Regions from separate parts of the Mus musculus genome. Here region 2 is linked to region 1. The links are chromatin contacts, found by Hi-C or POLR2A ChIA-PET in ENCODE. All regions are on one chromosome and are shown on one strand. The core of a region is the stretch at or near the end of the contact, and the rest is flanking DNA. Distances in the headings are between cores, read along the strand shown.

Region 1 (5,322 bases), core at 1,365-3,864:
GCACTTTACTAATGGGCTACATTCCCCATGTCCTGACCAAATTATTTGATCAGAGAATATAACCAATAACATAGTGCTGAAGACCGGGGTTAGGAACTAGGGGTAATCTGGCTCCCCTCTCCTCCTCTGCCAAACTACACCAAGACTGGGAGATAGCTTCCTAATAGGATCAGAAGAGGTTACCACAGGGTAGAGAAACAACTCTTACCTTTTGAATTCATTCCTCTTAGATGAGCTGCATGTGATTTTTTCCACATACCCTGTAGAACCACACTCAGGTGTTGTTTTCTACCAAAAGAAATATCCAAAAGCACATTAGGAAGAAGTAAACAAGAAACAGAAGGCCTGCGGGCCAGAAAGAGCCAGAGCTGGCGGAGGACAGCACAGAGCTAATAGATGGTGGAGGTGGTTGGTGGAAGGAGGAACAATTACGACATAAAGAGAAATTCCAGAATTTATTATGTATTAAAAATTATGGTGAGGCTATGCCGGGGCCTGGCAAACACAGAAGTGGATGTTCACAGTCAGCTACTGGATGGAACACAGGGCCCCCAATGGAGGAGCTAGAGAAAGTACCCAAGGAGCTACAGGGGTCTGCAACCCTATAGGTAGAACAACAATATGAACTAACCAGTCCCCCCGGGGCTCGTGTCTCTAGCTGCATATGTATCAGAAGATGGCCTAGTCGGCCATCATTGGGAAGAGAGGCCCCTTGGTCTTGCAAACTTTATATGCCCCAGTACAGGGGAACGCCAGGGCCAAGAAGTGGGAGTGGGTGGGTAGGGGGGTGGGGGGGAGGTGGAGAGGGTCTGGGGGACTTTTGGGATAGCATTTGAAATGTAAATGAAGAAAATACCTAATTAAAAAAATAAATTAAAAAAATTTATGAACAGAGCAGGACACTGCCATCAGTGTGGAAAAGGCCTATTTTCAGAGGGAAATTAAGTTCAAGTTTGAGGGCTGCTGAGATGCCTCTGTGGGTAAAGATATCTGTAGTGAAGATTAGCAAATTGCATCTATGTGGTGGGAAGAGAGAAAGTTGTCCTCTGACTTCTGTGGCACATGACCCACAGAAAACGAATACAATGTTCAAAACCAGCCTGGCCTACATGGTGAGTTGTTCCAGACCAGACAGTGCTACATAGTGAGACACTGTCTCAAAATAAAATAAATAAATAAAATGAGGGCTGGAGATATGGCTCGGTGGTGAAGAACACTGGTTGCTGGTTGCTCTTAGAGAGAACAGGGTTCCATTCCCAGCACCCACATTGGAACTCAATCTTTTCTAACTCTGATTCTAGGAGATCTGATGACCTCTTCTGGATTTTTAGGGCATCTCTCCCACCCCAAATACATATGCAAGCAGGCAAAATACCTATATACATAAAATGAAACAGACCAAAAAAAAAAAAATGATTTGAGCATAACCTAAGAGTCTGGGAAGAAAGGAAGAAAGACACATTAATGGCATGCTTTTGGTTTGGTTTGGTTTGGTTTGGTTTGGTTTTTCGAGAAAGGGTTTCTCTATGTAGCCCTCCCTGGCTGTCCTGGAACTCACTCTGTAGACTAGGATGGCCTCGAACTCAGAAATCCTCCTGCCTCTGCCTCCCAAGTGCTGGGAATAAAGGTGTGCACCACCACTGCCCAGCCATTAATGGAATGCTTACCAAAACAACAAACAAACAACCCAAATACTCACAATCTGGAAGTTAGAACACGGAGTACACTCTTCAGTCACCACAAACTCTTCTGCCAACCAACATGGCGAAGTTGAAGTGCTCACTAAAAGGAGAGAGAGAAAAACGGCCAGCCGAAGACCATTCAAAAAACATTTCTCTCAAAGGCTCTGCCCATCTAGCTTCCCAACACAGTGCTTGCCCTCATTCCATGTGGCACCTTATTTTTCTGTGTTCTGGGTATACTAAAAAGACATTAGAAACAAGCCATAGAGGTACAGGGTTCTCGGGCAATCACCCACCTGATAGCTTCTCCTCGCGCACCGGAGCCTCTGCCTCGCTGCAGGAAGGGGAAGGGGGTAAGAACAACAGTGAGCTCGCAGAAGACAGCGCATACCCACTTTGGACGTCTGTGGATGAGGTGTCCTGGTTTCTGGGGCGTAGACTATGGGGTTCGCCTGCGATCTCCTTTCCTCTCCCCAGTACCCACTTACCAGAGTTTTAAGGTGAAAGCGCACAGCAGCCAACAGAGGTGGCCGGCCCGGGGGAGGCCACGCCTCCCCGCGCCCGCGAGCATGGAGCGGTCAGGGTCGCACCTGTTGCAGCAGACCTCCCTGAGGTTCCAGCTCCGAGCAGCCAGATGCCAGAGTTCTCAGTCTGGGCCAACTAGAGCGCTATAGGAACGGCCTCGTGACCACAGCGAGAATAATCCATGCGGGTGTCTTGCTAGAAGCACGAGGTCTTTGTGGGGACGCAGGCGTCCGGGAAAGGGGTACGCGGGTCCGGACCTAGTGCCCGTGCCCCTCGGCCTCGGTCTCGGGAGCGGCCATCTTGCTCGCGGAGGCTCCTGGTCCCGGCACTGGCGACGCCGACTCTTCCCGGGTGCTCTCGTCTGTTTGCTGCTGTTGTCGTTCCGGACTCGGTGGCAACTGCATCTCACTGCGTTTGCGCAGGATCACGCGACTCTTCAGCTGGGCGCCGCGCGGCAGTGTGGTCCTTGTAGTGTTTGCAGAGCCGGCGGGACCGGTGGTAGAGGCGATCTCATTTGTTCTGGGTTCGCTTCTCCCTGATAACACAGCTGCTTGTCTGTTTAGAACCAGGAGAGCCGGGAGGAATAAAAAGGGGCCAAATGCCGCTCTGTCTGTACTTGGGTCCTTCATCAAAACTTTGGGCTCACCATTAGGTGACACCCTCCCCATTTCTGGTTTAACACCCTGGCCATCCTTGACACCTTGGGTTCCGGAAATCTGATGGGAAGAGAAACTGCATCGCATTTGAAACTTGCTCTTGTCCCTGGACTCCCACCCGACTCTACGCAAATGAACGGTGTCTGTTTCCCCTTCTGTGAGTGTGAAACTGCTTCACAGAGCTATTCCTTTGAAAAACCTCAGTAGTTCTCACCTCGTCCTTGCTCCTACAAATAAGGAAATGATCTCAAGGCTAAGAGCACAGATTTTTAATATTTATTTGGTTGGTTGGTTGATACTTATATTTTTTAATTTTATGTTGCTGTTGTTGTTGTTATTATTTTGAGGAAGGGTTTCTCTGTGTAGTTCTCTCCTGGAACTTGTTTTGTAGACCAAGCTGGCTTCAAGACCCAAGAGCTGGGATTAAAGGCCTGTCACCTCTTTACCTGATTAGAGCGTAGAGATTTTAAATTGAAAGTATTATTGGAATTAGATTTAGGAGCTTGTCAGCGACTCGATTGGTGGTGTGGTGGCTCAAGCCTTTAGTCCTAGTACTCAGGAGGTAGGTAGAGTTTGAGACCAGCCTTGAAAACATAGCAAGTTTCAGGCCAGCCAGAATTAGATGATGACAGAATTGAATTTCTGTCCAGAAAGAAACAAAGGAAGGAAGAAAGAAAAAAAAAAGAAAGAAAGAAGAAAGAGAGAGAGAAAAAAATCTGTTCTTCTGAAGAGGTGGCTCAGTAGTTAAGAGTCTAGATGGTCTTCCAGAGGATCCAGGTTTGATTCCCAGCGCCCACAGGGACTCAAACCTACAGTTAGTTGCAGGAGGTTACACACTCTCTTTTGGACACCACCGGTACCAGACATGCACAGGATGTACACCAAAGCACACACACAAACACACACACACACACACACACGAAATAATTTTTTTTTTTTTTTTGAGACAGGGTTTCTCTGTGTAGTCCTGGCTGTCCTGGAACTCACTTTGTAGACCAGGCTGGCCTCGAACTCAGAAATCCACCTGTCTCTACCTCCCAAGTGCTGGGATTAAAGGCATGCGCCACCACTGCCCGGCGAAATAATTTTTTTAATAAAAAAATTCTTCCCTGGGATGTGACTAAGATGTTAATCTTGCTGGGCATGGTGGCACAGCCCTTGAATGCCAGCACTCAGGGGGCAGAGGCAGGTAGATCTTTGAGTTTGATGCCAGCCTGGTTTACAGAGTAAGTTCCAGGACCACTAGGGCTAATCAGAGAAACCATGTTTAGAAAAACAAAACAAGAAGCTGGTATTTTCCTTGGGGGTCACTGTCTTTTTGCTGCTTGAATTTAAGGCAGGGTCTTAATGTGGAGCACTGGTTGCCCTTCAGCCTGTAGCAGCTCTGCCTTTGCCTCCTACATGTCGACTCCAGAGTAAACAAGACCCTATCTCAAAAACTAAGTAAATCAATGAAGTAAAAAGAAATAAATAATTCCAGATTTGAGGTAGACCAAATGTGCCAAAGTTTATCTAGAGCCTAGCGTTAGTGGCACATTCCTTTAATTCCAGCATTTGGAAGGCAGAGGCAAGTGGATCTCTGAGTTCAAGGCCAGCCTCCTCTACAGAGCAAATTCCAAGACAGCCAAGAGCTGCACAGAGAAACCTTGTTGGAAGGGAGGGAAGGGAGGGAAGGAAGGAGAGGGGAGGGAGGGAGGGAGGGAGGGAGGGAGGGAGGAAGGAAGGAAGGAAGGAAGGAAGGAAGGAACTTTACTGAGGCAGTATCTCACAGGGCTACAGCTGTGTCGTTTTGGAAGTTAACCTGATTTTCTGTGTTACTCAGAAAAGTGTGGCTGTCCCTTTTCTATCTCTGTTTTAAGCATGTTTTCTCAAATACTTTGGACATCTTACTCTTCCTAACGCTCCTGTCCCCACCTCGTGGCAGCTTGTCCATGCAGACTTAAACAAAATAGCATTTCCGCCCTACACTGAATCTTACAGCGTCTGCCCCAGGAAACATTTAACCCTAATAAAGTTGCCCTTGAACTTAAGGGGAAGCAGGAGTTTTCCCCCATAAGTGAGAGCTCTGTCTCAAAAATCTTTATGTTGTGTGGGTTTGTGTGAGTGCTTTTGTGCCACGTGTGCTTGTGGAGGTCCAGGAACAACTTTCTAGAAGTTTCTTTTCACCTTAAGGCAGGATCTTTTTCCCGAGTTATGTTCTTCCTGGCAATTCTCCTGTTTCCACCTCCCACCTCGTCTAGGAGTGCTGTGGTTGTAGATGTGACTCAGCACCTGGCTCTTTACAAGGTTGGGCCAGCCTGTGCCCTCCGACCCTATGTCTTGTCTGAACTCGTGTTGTGAGGCTTCCTGGCTGACACTTTTACCCATCTTCTCAGCAGTTCATTTTGTTTATTGAAGACCACAGATCGTTGTGTAGTGCATGCTGAGATAAAGAGCTGAGGTATGGGATTCCCATGGAT
Region 2 (5,322 bases), core at 936-3,435, 4.8 Mb before region 1:
GAAATGCACTTTGGTCTCTAAGCTCATATGGTATATGAACATTAATCCATAATAGCTCATAAACATAAACATGAGAAGATAACCAAGGCCTAGAGGAAAAAAAAACTTTCTAACTTTACATGGGACACAGTGCCAGTCTGTGATCCCAGCACCCAGTGTCTTGAGTTCTAAGATACATAGTGAGATCCTGTCTTGAAAACTAAAACAATAATAACAAAATAACATAGCATCTTTGTATTGGCCAGGTGTGGTGGTGCCTCCAAGTGGGAGGCAGAAGCAGGCAGGTTTCTGTAAGTTTGAGGCCAGCCTGGTCAACATACATAGTGAGACTCTGTCGCAAAATAAATAAATAAATCCAAACCTTTGAGCTTCTTGGATAAACCTTGAAAACATTTTATTTGTATGTACACTAAAGAAGTCAGACAAAGGCTGGAGAGTGGAGAGATGGCTCAGTGTTTAAGAGCACTGGCTGTTCTTCCAGAGTTCCTGAGTTCAAATCCCACCAACCACATGGTGGCTCACAAACACCTATAATGGGATCTGATGCCCTTATCTGTCATGCAGACTTACATGCAAATAGAGCATCATATGTATGTATTAAAAAAAAAAAAAGAAACCAAAACATACACGAGATCTGAGCTAGGTCCCCTGCATGTACCTTCTGACATGATGTACTGGGAGTGGGCATGACTCGGACTCTTTTGCCTGCTCCTGGAATCCTTTGCCTCCTACTGAGTTGTCACATGCAGGTTTCATGAAGATTTGTGCCTAGTCTTATTGTATCTTGTTAGGCCATATTCAGTGGATATCCCAGGAAGGCCTGCTCTTTTTTAAGGGGAAGCAGAGATCTGGGTGAGAGGGGAGGAAAGGGGGGAAATTGCAATTGGGATGTAATAAACGAGAGAACAAAAGAAACAAAGGTCTGAAGTGGAAACTTAAGGGCTCTTTGGAAAGTCGGTTGGATGGTGTTTTTGCTGGGGCAAGCACATGAGGGAACATTTCATCAAAGCAGACACAGGTGAAAGGCTAAGGCAGATTGGTGAAGGAACGGTTCGCTGAAGCAGGAGAGAGGATGTTCTGCTAAAGCAGGCACGTGAACAAACACATGATGAAGGATTCTTTGCTAATGACATGCATGTATTGGTCCACCTTACATTGCATAGTTGAGCTGTATTTGCCAGGAAGCCATAGAGAGAAATGTAGGGCAATGGGCTATGCACAGACAGCCTGGTCTCCAGTTGAGCTGAGGTCTTGAACCCCGGTGGGACTGGATGGGTGGTAATTTCCACCTACATGGGATGGAAGGCGTTCCCTCATGTCTCCTGGACCCCTGGCTTCTGTCGAAGTTACTGCTCCCACAGCCCCCATAGGAGAGGCGTGTGACTATCAGTCATGTAGACAATGTCCCAAGCTTCTGGCCTTCTGGCAAGACTCCTCCCCACAGTTACCTAGCAACAGCAAGATAACACAGCCCACTATAAGAGGGGCTGTTTGGCCCCTCCTGATCTCTTAAGCTTTCACCTTTCTTACCCTCTAGTTCTTTTTCTCTCTTCCCTTACCCCCTCTCTCCACATGGCCATGGCCAGTCTCTCTCTCCCTCTTTTACCTTCTCTCTTTCCCCGTCTTTCTACAACAAAGCTCTAAAACCACAGACTGTCTCTGATCATAAAGGCCCGGACTAAGGACTCTCACCTGCGTGGGAACCACCCAGCGCCCCTCTTTCCCAGTGCCCTCTCTTCCCATATCTCCCATGCCACACCAGGGGCCCTATTCTGTTCTCAGCTCCTCCGTATCCAGCCTGGGATGCTGGAGACTGAGAACCTGGTACCGGGGCCTGCCCCTTGTCCACCACCTGCTGTGTGGGGTCAGTGGCTTCACACAGCCAGATACCTACCTGGGACTGCGTGGAAAGCGTCCAGCAGTCCTCCCGTGTCTGCCGGCTCAGAGCACTGGAACTCTGGCAGGACTCAGGCTCTCTCCCTCCCTCCTCTTTCCCACCCACCCACGGTCCGGCAGAGAAACACACCAAGAAACTTCTGGTGGTGTGCCGAGCTTCTTGTCGTTTCCAAGGACTCAAGCTGATTGGATGCACGTGCTGAGACAAGAGCCATCCAGAGGCAAGGCACGTGGAGGAAACGGGATGTTTGGAGGGTATAAATAGGACTCCATGGGGTGAAGGAGACAAGTGACAGCTTGGCTTGTTGGTACAGCTAGCTGTGCAACACTTTTGTCTTGATCTTCACTTCCGTGAGAGAGGCACAGCCTCTCCTGGTGTTCCTCCTGGTCTCTCCTGCTAACTCATGGCAAGGCTGAAGCCTGGCTGTCTCTGCTAGGTCGTGTCACTGCTGTTGCTATCCTGACTGGACTGAACTGGACTGCTGGTGTATCTGTGAGGTGTTTGCGAATGGATTGAGCTGCCACTGCCTGCTGACCTGTGAACTCAACTGCTGATTTCCAGACAACACAGACAGGAGTTGTTGCAAAGAGCCTTTATAGACAGGCCCGCGCCCCCTTCCCCGCTCCTGTATCATTTCTTTTCCATTACCTCTGGTGGGTGGTGGGTTACAAGAGAGGTTAAAGCATTTAGGAACCATCATTAAAAACAGGGTTTGACATGGTGGCGCATGCCTTTAATCCCAGCACTCAGGAGGCAGAGGCAGGCGGATTTCTGAGTTCTGAGTTTGAGGCCAGCCTGGTCTACAAAGTGAGCTCCAGGACAGCCAGAGCTATAAAGAGAAACCCTGTCTTGAAAAAAAAAAAAACAAAAAACAGGGTTTGAAAAAATTAAAGTTACAAAGGTCAGGCACAGGAGACCACATAATGTATGACTCCAAAAAAATGTAACAGGCAACTCTCAGATGAAAAACAACTGATTGCCAGCTGCCTTTGATATGATTTCCTTTAGGGGTGATGAAAATGTTTTAGGGAGCTGGAGAGATGGCTCAGCGGTTAAGAGCACTGACTGCTCTTCCAGAGGTCCTGAGTTCAAATTCCAGCAACCACATGGTGGCTCACAACCATGAGACCTGACACCCTCTTCTGGTGCATCTGAAAACAGCTACAGTGTACTTATAATAATAAATAAATCTTAAAAAAATATTTTAGAACTGGTAGGATGTAGTGTTTACATACAGTGTGAATATACTGAACATCACCCAATCATTTGCTTTATTATTTACTTATTTAAAGTAAGGTGTTTATTGTTTGAGTCTGACTTATATGTAGCCTAGGATGGCCTCGAACTTACTACATAGTTTAGGGTCAACTTGAATTCCTGCTCCTCCTGCCTCTCTTCCCAAGTGCTGGAATTACCAGCATGGTCTATTTATTCATTTATTTATTTATTTAGGATCTCAGATAGACCAGGGTGGCCTCAGATTTGCTATGTAGATCATGCTGCCTCCACTTCCTCAAGGCTGGAATTGCAGGCATGTGCCACAGCACCTGGCTCTTACAGTAAGGCACAGAGTGACAGAGTAGGGCATTCGACACCCTCTTCTGATGTGCACACAGCTGCATACACTTGCACATCCACGATCACTTACGCTGCACATAACACACACACACATAATGACCAAAAAATTCCCCTAAAATAGTTGGAAGGCAATGCACACAGGTTGAAAGAAGGCATCTTTAACTACTACACTTTACAAAGGACTTTTATTCAGAATACATTGTTTAAAACTGCTGGTGTGGAAGCACATCTGGTGAGGCAAAAACGTGAGGTATTCAAGGCTAATCTTTTCTATATATGGGAACCTGTCTGAAAACGAAACCCAAACCAAACCACCCATAACTAGTAAGAAAACAACAATAAAATAATGGGGGAAATGACTTGAAAAACACTTTGGAAAAGAAATTTAAACGGCCTACATAAAAATCCAGGCATAGTGGTGCACGCCTTTAATCCAGCACTCAGGAGGCAGAGGCAGGCAGGATCTCTGAGTTCAGGGCCTCTAATTAATTAATTAATTAAAATAAAGGAAAAAGAACAATGAAAAGATGATTCACAAAACCTTAAAAATGTACATTTATTGATTTGTGTGGGTGTTTTAGTGACACATGTGAGGTCAGAAGATAACCTGGGGGGGGGGCAGTTCTCTCCCTAGTAAGTTCCATGGATCAAACTGAGGCTCTTAGGCTTGGCAGCAAGCCTCTTTACTGCTGAGCCATCTTTCTGGCCATTAACATAAGTTTTTAATCAAGAAAATGTAACTGGAATCACAATGAGATCTCCAAGATCTAAAGCTCAGAGCCTGGGTGAAGACACCCAGCGTTGGGTGGATCCTGGAAGGCATGGAGGACAACAGCGGAGGGAGTGTATGGTGTGCTGAGGCTGAAGTGTTTACCTGCTATGACTTAGTTCTCTACCCAGAGAAAACCAATGTGTTTCTATCACCTGGCAGTGGTGGTGGTGCCTGCCTTTAATCCCAGCACTCGGGAGGCAGAGGCAGGCAGATTTCTGAGTTCGAGGCCAACCTGGTCTACAAAGTGAGTTCCAGGACAGTCAGGGCTACACAGAGAAACCCTGTCTCAAAAAACCAAAAACCAAACCAAACCAAACAAAAAAAGGTATCCAATGTTGCTTACTCATAAAATTAAAGCATCTCAGCATTAACAAATGACAAGTCCTTGTCAAGGGATTATGAGCTCTCACAAACAAAATGGCATAAGAGGTTATGATTCTTTATATAAAGCTCAAAATGGCAAACCAAACAGTGGTAACACAATAGTGCTAACTACTGCCCGAGAGAAGAAACACACACACACACACACACACACACACACACACACTTGCACACACATGCATGCAGGCCTGTGCACATGGGGGAACAGCAGGCATACATGTCTACATGTGGATTTCTAGTTCTTCTTCCTTGTCTTTGTGATGCTTGGTTTCAAACCCTAAGCAAGCACTCTACCACTGACTGTATCCCAACCCTGGTTTGTTCAACCACTGAGAGAGTGAAAGCAGGGAGAGAAGACACAGTGTCCTTACCACACTCCTGTTGCTGGGCACGGATTTCTGAACTAGACCCAGTCTTCACTTTTTCCCCATCCTTTTTTTTAAAGGACAGGATCTTTTGTTTGTTTTGTTTTTGATACAACATCTCTCTAAGTAGCCCTAGCTGAACTAGAACTTACTCTGCAGACCAGTCTGATCTTAAACTCACACAGATCCATCTGTTTCTGTGTCATGAGGACCTGGCTTTCCCAGGACCTTTTGAAAATCATCTTTCTGAGCCAGGTGGTGGTGGTGCATGCCACTGATCTCAGCTCTGGGAAGACAAGGCAGGTGGATTGCTGTGAGCTTGAGGCCAG

Evidence for each region. A loop is a pair of places that touch in the nucleus more often than their neighbours do. ChIA-PET counts read pairs that join two places held with the same protein, here RNA polymerase II (POLR2A).
Region 2: a loop to region 1 is called in a map of T-helper 17 cell, with 5 times the contacts of the local background. The contact joins the enhancer-like site here to the promoter of Jtb in region 1. A Hi-C loop is called at or near these places in 1 of 37 maps with a recorded cell type or tissue (T-helper 17 cell). POLR2A ChIA-PET finds 5 or more read pairs at or near these places in 1 of 5 experiments (Patski).

The regions. Positions count from the first base shown.
Region 1 is chr3:90,228,889-90,234,210 of GRCm38, reverse strand. It overlaps Jtb (jumping translocation breakpoint), which reads right to left and starts at 2,614. Exons shown (of 5, transcript NM_206924.2): 1 at 2,171-2,614; 2 at 1,979-2,016; 3 at 1,700-1,782; 4 at 209-288. The coding sequence starts at 2,253.
Region 2 is chr3:95,021,539-95,026,860 of GRCm38, reverse strand. It overlaps 4930481B07Rik (a long non-coding RNA gene), which reads right to left. Exons shown (of 2, transcript XR_003954670.1): 2 at 4,878-5,322. Among named protein-coding and RNA genes, the nearest start is that of 4930481B07Rik, 8.7 kb to the right of the region's middle. Within about 2 kb of position 2,185, at least 1 of the 3 ENCODE cell types and tissues checked has a DNase peak (open chromatin) inside an H3K27ac peak, as active enhancers do.